Regions from separate parts of the Homo sapiens genome. Here region 2 is linked to region 1. Evidence: chromatin contacts called from ENCODE Hi-C or POLR2A ChIA-PET data. All regions are on one chromosome and are shown on one strand. Each heading gives the region's core, a stretch centred on a gene start or an enhancer-like site at or near the end of the contact. The rest is flanking DNA. Distances are from core to core; before and after follow the strand shown. Region 1 has its middle 64 kb from the start of CHST15. Region 2 has its middle 66 kb from the start of OAT.

Region 1 (5,698 bases), core at 2,190-4,689:
TGTATTCCGCGAAACTGGCCCCTGGTGCCAAAAAGGTTGGGGACCGCTGGGAAGAACAGAGGCTTTGCAGCAATGGGCTTGAGCTTGAGTTCTGTGTCCAGCAGGCTTCTTGGGTGCAGGACTTTACAGAGTCCCTCATGCTTCAGGTCCTGTGTCTGTGATGTGCTGTGGGTGTTTGTAGGGAAGGAGTCAGGCACAACACCTTCTCAATCAGAGGCTCTCTTTATTTCTTCCAACGACAAATCCCCAGGGTACGAGTGCATTGAGAACACTCACAGTGCAGTGCTGGGGACTGAGTTGGCCCTGCCCTCCCACTGGGGCTGGGACAACGGCTGAAGGCAACCTGCACGTGGTGGAAGTGGGTGCTGAGTGAGGAAAGCTGTGCTGGTTTTGGGGTCTTTGCATATATACATTGCCATCTCCTTTCTCCCGTTCTGATGCCAATAGCGGCCTTTTAAATGGAAATCAAGCCCACTCAATGACAGGCATCTCCTCCTGGGTTTTGGTACTTCCTTATTCCTGAAAGCACTTCAAGGTCAACTGTTTCCAGATTGAAATTTGGAAACTGACTGGCAGACGCCATCAGAATCCTGATTCTCACTCCCTCTCAGCGTTGACCTTCGTAGGGGCTGGACCACGTTAAGATGCTGGGGCTTCTTCCTGTTCTGCTGCCAGGTGCACGGAGCCCTCATTTGCTTATATATTAAAGGAAGAGGGAAAAAAGCTGCAGGACCATTTTAGAATTTCATATGTAATCAAAATCTGCCTAATTGCATTTTCTCCTGGAGAAAAGAGCATTTCAGGGCTATTGAGTTACCTCCTAGCCTCATTTAAAGGTGGGCTTCATTTCCATAAAGTGTCCCCAACGGGGCTTCCCTGCCTGAGAGACTGAGACACTGTCAGCATTCTTCTTCCAGGAGGGGTGTCTTAGCTTGCCAAGAACCTGCTGGCTTAAATGTCATCAGGTTTACTGAAAATGTCTTTCACCAGGTGCCCAGGGGTGGCTTCTAGAAGGTTAAAGGGTTGTAGGGCTGTTCCCCAAATAGAAGGCAAGATCCTGGAAAGCTAAGGTGGTTCCTTTCTCCCATGTAGACCTACAAGCCTCATGGAAAGAGAGGACTGTGGTTAAACCCAGCTACCAGGGGCAGGATCTGTGTGATGTCTCAGAAAGCAATGGAGTCTGTGCAAAGGGTGACTTTCTAAGGATGTTATTCACGTCCTGTCAGAAAGCCAGGTGGGGCAACCAAATTGTCACCCCAGAAGAAATGAAGGGAACCTGAGAGCAACACCTCCCAGAATAAGCAATGGGGCTGGCCCCTCCTACCACGCAGCCATAGGGCTGGCCCCTCCTACCACGCAGCCATAGGGCTGGCCCCTCCTACCACGCAGCCATAGGGATGGCCCCTCCTACCACGCAGCTGTACACACTTCTGTGCAGTAGCCAGAACAGAACCAAGAGAACCAGATCTACAGAAACCGAGAATGGAGGCCCCAGAGAAAGTTCGAACCTTGTCTAAGTGCAGACACTGAGAATTCTTCGAAATTCTTGTAAAAACCCTAATGCCAGGCAATTATGACTTTGATGCAGGAAGCATGGGGCACAGAAGAGTGCAGCACAGGGCTGGGTGCCCACATCAGAAGCTCACTGCATGTTCATATGCACTGGGGTGGGTGAGGAGGAACATGGCGTCATGCTCCAAGTCTACCTGGGTGGTCACCAGGTGGCTTTGCAGTGATTCAGGCTTGCCAGCTCCACCTCCTACTTGATATGGTTTGGCTTCGTCCCCACCCAAATCTCATCTTGAATTGGAACTCCCGCAATTCCCACGTGTCATGGGAGGAACCCAGAGAGAGGTGATTGAATTATGGGGTGGGTCTTTCCTGTGCTGTTCTCATGATAGCAAATGAGATCTGATGGTTTTAAAAACAGGAGTTTTCCTGCACAAACTCTCTTTTTGCCTGCTGCCATCCATGTAAGATGTGACTTGCTCCTCCTTGCCTTCTGCCATGATTGTGAGGCCTCCCCAGCCATGTGGAACTGTAAGTCCATTAAACCTCTTTCTTTTGTAAATTGCCCAGTCTCAGGTATGTCTTTATCAGCAGCGTGAAAATGGACTAATACACTACTCCAACCTGTGCTGTGAACAGTCACCTCACCCATCCCACCTGTCTCATCCTCATAGTCTTACCTGAAAATGGGGATTATAGCATGCCTGCTAGTTGTTGTGAGCACCAAACTAAATAATGCACATTACATGGGTCTATAGCTCTACCTTGCCTCTATCACATACTAACAAATGCTTCTCTTCCTTACTACTGTCATTGATGATGTTGCTATTTGTAACTAATTCTTTTGCAGGCTCTATAAGGGTCTGGTGAAATAACTCCCTTGGGTGTTATTAAGGAGAAGGATTTTAACCACAGGATCCCTGACCCTGTCCATCTGGACCGTGCAGGTGGCCCTGCCCCACAGGCTGGAGCTCAGGGCTGCTGATCCAGTTGGAACACCAGACAGCCCCAGCCTGTGAGATCTGGGGCATGTTCCTTGACCCCCTCAACTGCAGACATGCTTCGGCCCCTAGTGACTGAGGGTGGCCTCCATGGAGGCTCTTTCTTCACTCTGGGAAGGATGACACTTGGGGCTGTCCTTTCTCACAGCTTGCATGTAAAGCAGTGCAGAGCGCCCCTGCTGCATGTCATATTTGAGCCATAACCGGGAGGCTGGCTCTATTTTAAAAATAGTGTTCACAACTGTGGAATGTCAGGAAGGTCTATAATTTCTCTTGGGTCGAGAGAAGAATGTAGCTTGCAGCAGCATTTGAGGAAAATGCATCTCAAATGCAGAGCTGGAGATGATGTGGTTGTCCAGCCCCTTCTTCCCGCCGCCTGGGTCTCCTGGGTTGGAGAATTGGACACTGTAGGCCCTGGAGGAGTATCCTGGGTGGACTGTACCTGGGCTGAGCTGCCATCGACACTAGGAAGCTCTTTATTAGCACTTCTGAGTCAGGAGCACCAGACTGTTGCCGTGGCAGTGGCTGGGGTGTCAGGGGAGAGGACCTGTCTCATGAGCCGGTGGGGAGGCCTAAATGCACCCCAAATGCTTGGTACAGTCTTGTCACATGGGGGCGCTCAGCAGATGCCCACTCTTACAATGACGAGGAGATCTGGGTCCTTCCCCATTCTGTGTGCCCGGTTATCACTGTCCCTCTTATGGGTCACACCTGAGCTAATTAGGATACCACTGGGTAGGTCCCACACCTGGGCTCTCAGCTGCAGCTGGACCCCAGGAAGAGTGTGGCTGGTCACACAGGGCTGAGGGGAATGTGTGCTTTGGCCATCAGGGTCCAAGGATGCAGCCGTCCGAGGCAGGAAACCCTGAGCCAAAAGGCCACCGCTCCTGCCTGGATGGAACCCAGCCGGTGCCTGGGAGGAGGCGGGGCCAGCAGACAGGCTGGCTGTGAGCCTCCCTGGGCTTCTGCAGCCGGTGCCACTGGGGCTGCCATGTTGTCCCTCATTTCCTCTGCTGTAAGATGCGTAACTGACTCTCGAAGGAATGTGGGTGCACATCACCAGGGGCTGCACTTTTTAATAAAGGGGGCTCCAGCCGAACCCCCTGCAGCTTGGATCGGCTAAACCCTCCGGGAGTCTGTGAATTGGTCCCACAGAGCTGATACCCAGGGACCGAGGGATTTAAATCCTGGCTCCAGCTTTTTCTTCTCATACGGAAATAAAATTGTTGACCAGACGTCTACTCCGGCCATCAAGGCTTTCACACTGCTGAGTAGGAAGTTTGGTTTCTAACCCATATCAAAAATCCCGCAGGAAACAAACGAGGCTTGTGCCAAGGGAGCAGGGCTTCCCTGAGATGAAACTCAGCTGCTCTAAAACGTCCAAGTTGGAGGCGAGAAAACTGGGGCAAAGGTGACAGGGCTGGGGGTGAGGATGCCAGGCCTGGCCGCTGGATTCCCGGGCTTCCTGAGGTGCCCACCCACCCCAGGCATGAGGGCAGCACCAGAGCTGTGCCCTCGCAGGGCCAGCGGGGCACCTGCACGCTTGCCTTCCTCTTCTGATCTGCCTCCTGACCACCCAGGCCCCCTAAAAGCAGAGTAACTGGCCCTTTAGGATCACTCTGGAAAGTTAAAACCTAAGAAGAGAACAAAGAGAGGCAAAGAGCCAGACACTGGTCATGGCCAAGTGACCGCGTAGGTCTGAGAGCTCTGCATTCCACAGGGCTGACCTGCGGCTGGCCTTCCGGGCAGTGGCCTGGCTGCTCGGGGGATGGGCCCTGGTGGGGGTCTCTGGACACCATTCCAGGCTGTAACAGTGGTGTTGGTGCAGGCCCCCAACAAGGGTTGCTCTGGGAGAAAGACTCCTTGCCACTGTGCATGAGGACATCATATGTGGATGTGTGGATGCATATGATCATGCGTGTGTGTGACCGTGGAAGTGAGTGTGCATGTGTGTGTGAGAGCATGGGGGGTATGCATGCATATGTATGTGAGCGTGGGGGTGAGTGCATGTGTGTGTACGCATGGGGGTGTGTGTGTGCATGCATGTGTGTGTGAGCAAGAGGTGAGTGTATATGCATGTGTGTGAGTGGGGTGAGTGTACAAGTGTGCATGCATGTGTGTGAGTGTGGGGGTGAGCGTGCATGTGTGTGAGCGTGGGGGTGAGTGTGCATTCATGTGTGTGAGTGTGGGGGTGAGTGTGCATGCATGTGTGTGAAAGTGGGGGTGAGTGTACATGCATGTGTGTGGGGGTGAGTGCAGGCATTGTGAGTGGGGGTGAGTGTGCATGCATTGTGAGTGTGGGGGTAAGTGTGCATATGTGAGCATGGGGGTGAGCATGTATGTGAGTGTGGGGGTGAGTGTGCATGTGTGTGAGCATGGGGGTGAGTGTGCATGCGTGTGTGAGCATGGGGGTAAGTGCATGCATGTGTGGGGTGAGTGCATGCATGTGTGTGAGCATGGGGATGAGTGTGCATGTGTGAGCATGGGTGTGTGTGAGTGCAGGGGTGTGCATGCGTGTGTGTGAAGGTGAGTGTGCATGCATGTGTGGGGGTGAGTGTACATGTGTGTGAGCATGGAGGTGAGTGAGTGTGGGGGTGAGTGTGCATGCATGTGTGAATGTGGGGGTGAGTGTGCATGCATGTGTGAGCATGGGGGTAAGTGTGAATGTATGTGAGCATGGGGTGAGTGGGGGGTGAGTGTGTATGTGAGTGTGGGGGTGAGTGCATGTATGTGAGCATGTGGGTGAGTGTGCATGTGTGTGGGTGAGTGTGCATGCATGTTTGTGAGTGTGGAGGTGTTTTTGTGTGTGAGCGTGGGGGTGAGTGTGCATGCATGTGAGCATGGGGTGAATGTGCATGTGAGTGTGGGGGGTGAGTGTGCATGTGTGTGGGGTGAGTGTGCATGTGTGTGAGTGGGGTGAGTGTGCATGTGTGAGTGGGGTGAGTGTGCGAGTGTGTGAGTGGGGTGAGTGTGCGAGGGTGTGTGAGCATGAGGGTGAGTGTGCGAGTGTGTGTGAGCATGAGGGTGAGTGTGCATGCATGTGTGTGAGTGTGGGCATGCGTGTGTGGGGGGGTGAATGTGCATGCATGTGTGAGTGTGGGGGTGAGTGTGCATGTGTGTGTGGGGGGAGGGGTGGCTGCATGTGTGTGTGGGGGTTATGCCTGTGAGTATATATGTGTAGGTGAGCC
Region 2 (6,079 bases), core at 1-2,500, 200 kb before region 1:
TTTTATTTTTACTTTCGTGGGTACATAGTAGGTGTATATATTTACAGGGTGCATGAGATGTTTTGATACAGGCATTTTATGCATAATGATCACATTATGGAGAATGGGGATCCATCTCTTCAAGCATTTATCCTTTGTGTTATAAACAATCAAATTACACTTTCAGTTATTTTAAAATGTTCAATTAAGTTATTGACTATAGTCACTCTGTTGTGCTATCAAATAGTAGGTCTTATTCTTTCTTTTTTTTTTTTTTTTAATTTGAGATGGAGTCTCGCTCTATTGCCCAGGCTGGAGTGCAGTGGCGCAATCTCGGCTCACTGCAACCTCCACCTCCCGGGTTCAAGTGATTCTCATGCCTCAGCCTCCCGAGTACCTGGAGTTACAGGCGCCCACCACCACGCCCGGATAATTTTTGTATTTTTAGTAGAGACGGGGTTTCACCACGTTGGCCAGGCTGGTCTCGAACTCCTGACCTCAGGCGATCCGCCCACTTTGGCCTCCCAAAGTGCTGGGATTACAGACTTGAGCCACCACGCCCTGCCTCATTCTTTCTATTTTTTTTGTACTAATTAAGCATCCCCCCTCTCCCTGCCCCCACCCCTAACTATCCTTCCCAGCCTCCGGAAACCATCCTTCTACTTTCTATGTCCATGAATTCAATTGTTTTGATTTTTAGATCCCACAAATAAGTGAGAATGCATGACATTTGTCTTTCTGTGCCTGGCTTATTTATGTACATGTGTTGAAAATAAAGCTCGGATCTAATTCTATTTTTTTCAATTTGCTTTTCACTTTAAAAATAAAAGGGGAATACTTTATCACTGTCATTACATATTCTCCCAGTCATTAAGTTTTTGACTGTATCATATTCCATCTTATTAATGGGTCGTCATAGGCCAATCATTTTAATTTCCTTGGAGAAAAAGAAAGTTTTGGTTGCATCAGTTCATTCATTCATTCAGCCTGTATTTATTGAACACTCCCAGCATGCGCAGTGCTGGCTGCTCCCCTGGGTCCTGCCTTCCCCGTGCCTGGCCCGAGGAGGGCGGGGCCCTGGGTTCTGAACGCCGGCCTCCCCAGCCTGTGGAGAATATTTCAACACCATCTGTAGCCTTTTGAACTCCACTCCAGTCAATGCCGATAACGAGAGCGATGAGCCTCATTCTTCTATGTGTTTTTAGAAAATTAGAAAACATCGCCATAAAAAGTTAAGAAGCACCGCGATGATTCAGCCACCAGCAGAGTTTACACTTCCGGCTCTCATCCCACAGCTGCCTCCCCCGAGGAAATCAAATGTGCTTCTCATTAGCGGAGCTTTTGAAGAGAAAGCTGAGCTCTGGGCTTTTTGAGATAAGGGAAAAGAGGGAGATGAGGCTGTTCAACGTGCGGAATGAATGAGCGGGTGGTGGGAAGCACGAGGCCTGCGGGGGGAGGGGATGGGGCGATCGGGAGCATAAAACGTGGTCCTCCCTCTGACTGCCTTCTCCTCAGTCCCAGGGACTCAATGAGCCAGTTTTCTGTCATCGTATTAACTTCATGGAATGGTTGAAAATGTCCCAGTTCCAGAGAACATGCCATTTCCCCCAGCTCTGCCTGGAAGCATCTGGGACCTGGGCTCCGGTCAGTGGCCTGGGTTTGAATCCCAGCTTCACCTGTCCTCAGTGGGGAATCTGGGGCGTGTCTGAGCCTCAATGGCTGCAGCTGAGACATGGGAATAATATCACCTACGCTAAAGGACCATAGTGAGACTCAAACGACACAGAAGTGCCTCCATCCTGTCTCCTCTATCATGGACCACTTCTTTGAGTCCTTCCTTTGCCAAACTCTCAGTCTTTGTCCTCTATCTTGGTTTGGTTTCCTCACTCCTAAAGCAGACCCTGAGACCGGCATTGGAGGGAGGGGGATGTATTTGGGAGGTGATCCTGGAAGCACCTGTCGTGGAGAGGTGAGCCCGGGAAGGCTCACTATTAGGGGCAGCTGACCCCTCTCCCCCGGGGGGTCTCGGGAAGCAGAAGCCTGGGGCATCCCACCAGAGGGGTGAGGTTGCTGGGAGCTTTCGCCGCCAGCAAATCTGCTCAGCTCACAGGTTGAGTGCCTCCCCCAGGCCTGTATTTCGCGGTGCTCTGGGCCTATAGATGTCCTTGGCAACCTGCATTGCCTGGGAATTCCCCTGATGGGCACAGGGCTGGTTCAAATCCTTGCGCACTTAGTGAGCACAGCTAAGGAAGAAGCTGGGACAAAGACAAGGGACCCAGGAGGGAGATGGGAGGCCACTCACGGGACGGCGGCCTGAGCTCTCAGTAAGTGGCAAGATTAGATTTCCTTTCACCATCCTCAGCGCTTCTTTGAGAATTTGCCTGTCTCAGCTGTGCTCAGAGGAAAAATGATTTTCTTCTCCTTCGCGGGGCTGGGAGTGTTGGTGGCAATGCATGAGAGCTGAGTGGGGGATTTTCTTTTCCTTCGTGGGGCTGGGAGTGTTGGTGGCAATGCGTGAGAGCTGAGTGGGGCAGTGTTGGCCTGGATCTCGGGGCCATGGAGCCTTCAGGGGCTTGAGACCACAGCTGTCCTGTGGTGGGGTGGGGGGGACTCCTGCTGCAGGGACACTGGTGATGCCAAGTTTCACCCAGGGTGGGTCGTGGCTTCCTCTGCTCCCCCAGCCTGTGCCTCAGGGTCTCTGGCTGCAGCATGGAGCTTCAGGGTGGGCATATGGTTTGGAGCCGGGAGGAACTATCCCCCGTGGTCTGGAATGTTGGGAAGACCTCATTCCTGCACCCCTAAACCCACGCGTGTGATCCAAGGGGACCTGTGCAGGATGAGGAGCCTGTCATGGGCTGCCCTGGGAGAGGCTCTTACCCACCTTGGCCAGTACTCTCTGCACCCATGGGGCTCAGGCTCGGAGGATCTCCCACGGGGACTGAGGGGCAGGTGGCCATGCCTGGACTCTTGAGGGCGGGATCTCCAGAAGCTGCCTGACCCAAGGAGGAGCCAGAGGAAAGGAGGACAGGAAGGGGCCGGCGGGAGGGAGCTGGGGTCGGGGGAACACTCTGAGGACACCTTCCCTGGACTGAGACTGCCCTGGAGATGGGCTTCTGGCCCACGAGGCAGCCTTGTGAGAGGAGAAGGAGGTCTGCAGGGCTGGATGTTCCCAGGAACCTCCCCATGTAGCTGGGGGTTTGGGGGGAGGCCTTGAGGAGTCAGGTCCTTGCCCAGAACAGGCACCCCAGGCGTTGGGCCAACAGGACCGGTGACTATGGTCTTTTATCAGGTCCAGGGACATTTCTCCACCCTCTTGTGCTATCCTTAATCCTTACCCAAGGATTATCTTGGCTGTTCAATTGCATTTTTTCTTTTTCTTTTTTTTTTTTGAGATGGAGCCTCGCACTGTTGCTGGGGCTGGAGTGCAGTGACTCGATCTTGGCTCACTGCAACCTCCGCCTCCCAGGTTCAAGCGATTCTCCTGCCTCAGCCTCCTGAGTACCTGGGATTACAGGTGCCTGCCACCACGCCCAGCTAATTTTTTTGTATTTTTAGTAGAGACGATGTTTCACCACGTTTGCCACACTGGTCTTGAACTCCTGACCTCATGATTCTCCTGCCTCGGCCTCGCAAAGTGCTGGGATTACAGGCATGAGCCACCATGCCCGGCCCTTCAATTGCATTTTAATAATGTCTTGGTCTTTCTGATTTAGTTGGAGAGGACACCCTGGGCTCTCAATGATAATGATAATATTAAGAAGACTGAAATAATTAACACGATGATGATAAGTCTCTTATTACATGGCCTTTAACTGCAAAATTCTTTCTTATGAATTCTCATTTAATCTTCATAAAACTCCAAGAAGTTGGTATTTTTGTCTCCTTTTTTTTTTTTTTTTTTTTTAGATGGAGTTTCCTTCTTTTGCCTAGCCTGGAGTGCAGTGGCATGATCTCAGCTCACTGCAACCTCTGCCATTTGGGTTCAAGCGATTCTCCTGCCTCAGCCTCCCAAGTGGCTAGGATTATAGGCACCTGCCACCATGCCCAGCTAATTTTTGTGTTTTTAGTAGAGATGAGGTTTCACCATGTTGGCCAGGCTGGTCTCGAACCCCTGATCTCAGGTGATCCACCTGCCTCGGCCTCCCAAAGTGCTAGGATTACAGGCGTGAACCACAGTGCCTGGCCTTTGTCTCCATTTTTATATTGCAGAAACTGAGGCTCAGAGAGGTTGGGTAACTCGCTCAAGGTCACACAGCATGAAGATGGCAGAGCTGGTGCTGCCTCATTGGCATGTTGGTGCCCCGCCTTGGGGTGTGTGTGCATGCATGTATCTGTGTGAGCATGTGTATGTGATCACTGCAGCTCCCTGCTGCAGTCCATCCTGGGTCCTGAAGATAAACAGGGGTCTCTTCCAGCTGGGTCCCCATGTTCCCTGGATACTTCTTGGTTAGAGAGGCATGAGGCAAGAGAGGGGCACTTCCAGAGGAGGGCACCGAGAACCCACTGTCTGGCCTGGCAGTTTGCCTGGGCAGGGCCTGCCAGAGGGCACCGAGAACCCACTCTCTGGCCTGGCAGTTTGCCTGCGCAGGGCCTGCCAGAGGGCACCGAGAACCCACTGTCTGGCCTGGCAGTTTGCCTGGGCAGGGCCTGCCAAAGGGCACCTCCAGCCACAAGAAGGAAATGAATCTGGCTGTCCAGAAAATGTGAGCAGGTGGGTGTCCAACAGTGCACTGATTACTTTGCATGAAGCAAATCTCTTCCCTTTGCTGAGTCTCCATTTGCTCATGTGTGAAATGGATGCCCGTATCTGGCAGGGAGGTTGTAAGGATTCACTGGGGTAACAAACATGACTGTACAGTTGACCGATAAACAACACAGGGGTTAACAAATCCATGTATAACTTTTAAGTTCCCCCAAGCTTAACTACTAATAGCCTACTGTTGACCAGTAGCCTTACTGATAACATAAGCACTCAATGAACACATATTTTGTATGTTATATGTATTACTTTATTCTTACAATAAAGTAGAGAAAAGAAAATTAAGAAAATCATAAGAAAGAGAAAATACATCTACTATTTATTAAGTGGAAGTGGATCATCGTAAAGGTCTTCATCCTCATTGTCTTTGCCTTGAGTTGGCTGAGGAGGAGGAAGAAGAGGGGTTGGTCTTGTTGTCTTGGGGTGGCTGAGGCAGAAGAAGCGGAGGAGGTAGATGAGAGGCGGGAGAGGCAGGCGCACTCATTGTAACTTCTATTGAAAACAAATCTGTGTATAAGAAGGGGTGACTGAGATGGCCCAGGGAGAGGGCAGGCTCAGAAGAGGGTTTGGGACGGACCTCGAGGAATCCCAACATTGAATGGACTGGACCAGGGAACCTGCCGGGGAGGGTAGGGATGGAGAAGGGAGCTGGAGGAGGAGACATGGGAGGGAGCAGAGCCCTGGGGGCCTAGGAAGAACAATTTCCAGAAGTCAGGGCGGGGCGTGGGGGCATTTTACAAACTAGAGCCCAGGCTACTTTAAAAAAAATTTTACTTTAAGTTCTGGAATACATGTGCAGAATGTGCAGGTTTGTTACATAGGTATACATGTGCCATGGTGGTCTGCTGCACCTATGAACCCATCATCTAGGTTTTAAGCCCCGCATGCATTAGGTATTTGTCCTAATGCTCTTCCTCCCCTTGCCCCCCACCCCCCAACAGGCCCCGGTGTGTGATGTGGAACCCAGCCTATTTTGACCCCTGTCCAGAGGTCCTTAGGACCCACTAGTGATCTCTAATTTCATCTCTAGGGCTCTGCAGTGACCCAGAACCTTTGCGTTTCTGCCCAGGCTGGAGAGGCACAAAGATCCTCACCTCTGGCTGGGTGCAGTGGCTCACGCCTGTAATCCCAGCACTTTGGGAGGCCAAAGTGGGTGGATCACTTGAGGTCAGGAGTTTGAGACCAGCCCGGCTAACATGGCAAAACCCCGTCTCTACTACAAAAATTAGCCAGGTGTGGTGGCACGTGCCTCTAATCCCAGCTACTTGGGAGGCTGATGCAGGAGAATTGCTTGAACCTGGGAGGTGGAGATTTCGGTGAGCCAAGATCACATCACTGCAC

The links. A loop is a pair of places that touch in the nucleus more often than their neighbours do. ChIA-PET counts read pairs that join two places held with the same protein, here RNA polymerase II (POLR2A). Pooled maps may share reads with other maps.
Region 2: a loop to region 1 is called in a map of CD8-positive, alpha-beta T cell, with 1.9 times the contacts of the local background. The contact joins two enhancer-like sites. A Hi-C loop is called at or near these places in 4 of 168 maps with a recorded cell type or tissue (CD14-positive monocyte, CD8-positive, alpha-beta T cell and chondrocyte) and 9 of 50 pooled maps. POLR2A ChIA-PET finds 5 or more read pairs at or near these places in 2 of 52 experiments (MCF 10A and activated naive CD8-positive, alpha-beta T cell).

The regions. Positions count from the first base shown.
Region 1 is chr10:124,154,437-124,160,134 of GRCh38, reverse strand. No RefSeq gene overlaps it. Among named protein-coding and RNA genes, the nearest start is that of CHST15, 64 kb to the right of the region's middle. Within about 2 kb of position 3,439, at least 14 of the 41 ENCODE cell types and tissues checked have a DNase peak (open chromatin) inside an H3K27ac peak, as active enhancers do.
Region 2 is chr10:124,350,187-124,356,265 of GRCh38, reverse strand. No RefSeq gene overlaps it. Among named protein-coding and RNA genes, the nearest start is that of OAT, 66 kb to the left of the region's middle. Within about 2 kb of position 1,250, at least 12 of the 41 ENCODE cell types and tissues checked have a DNase peak (open chromatin) inside an H3K27ac peak, as active enhancers do.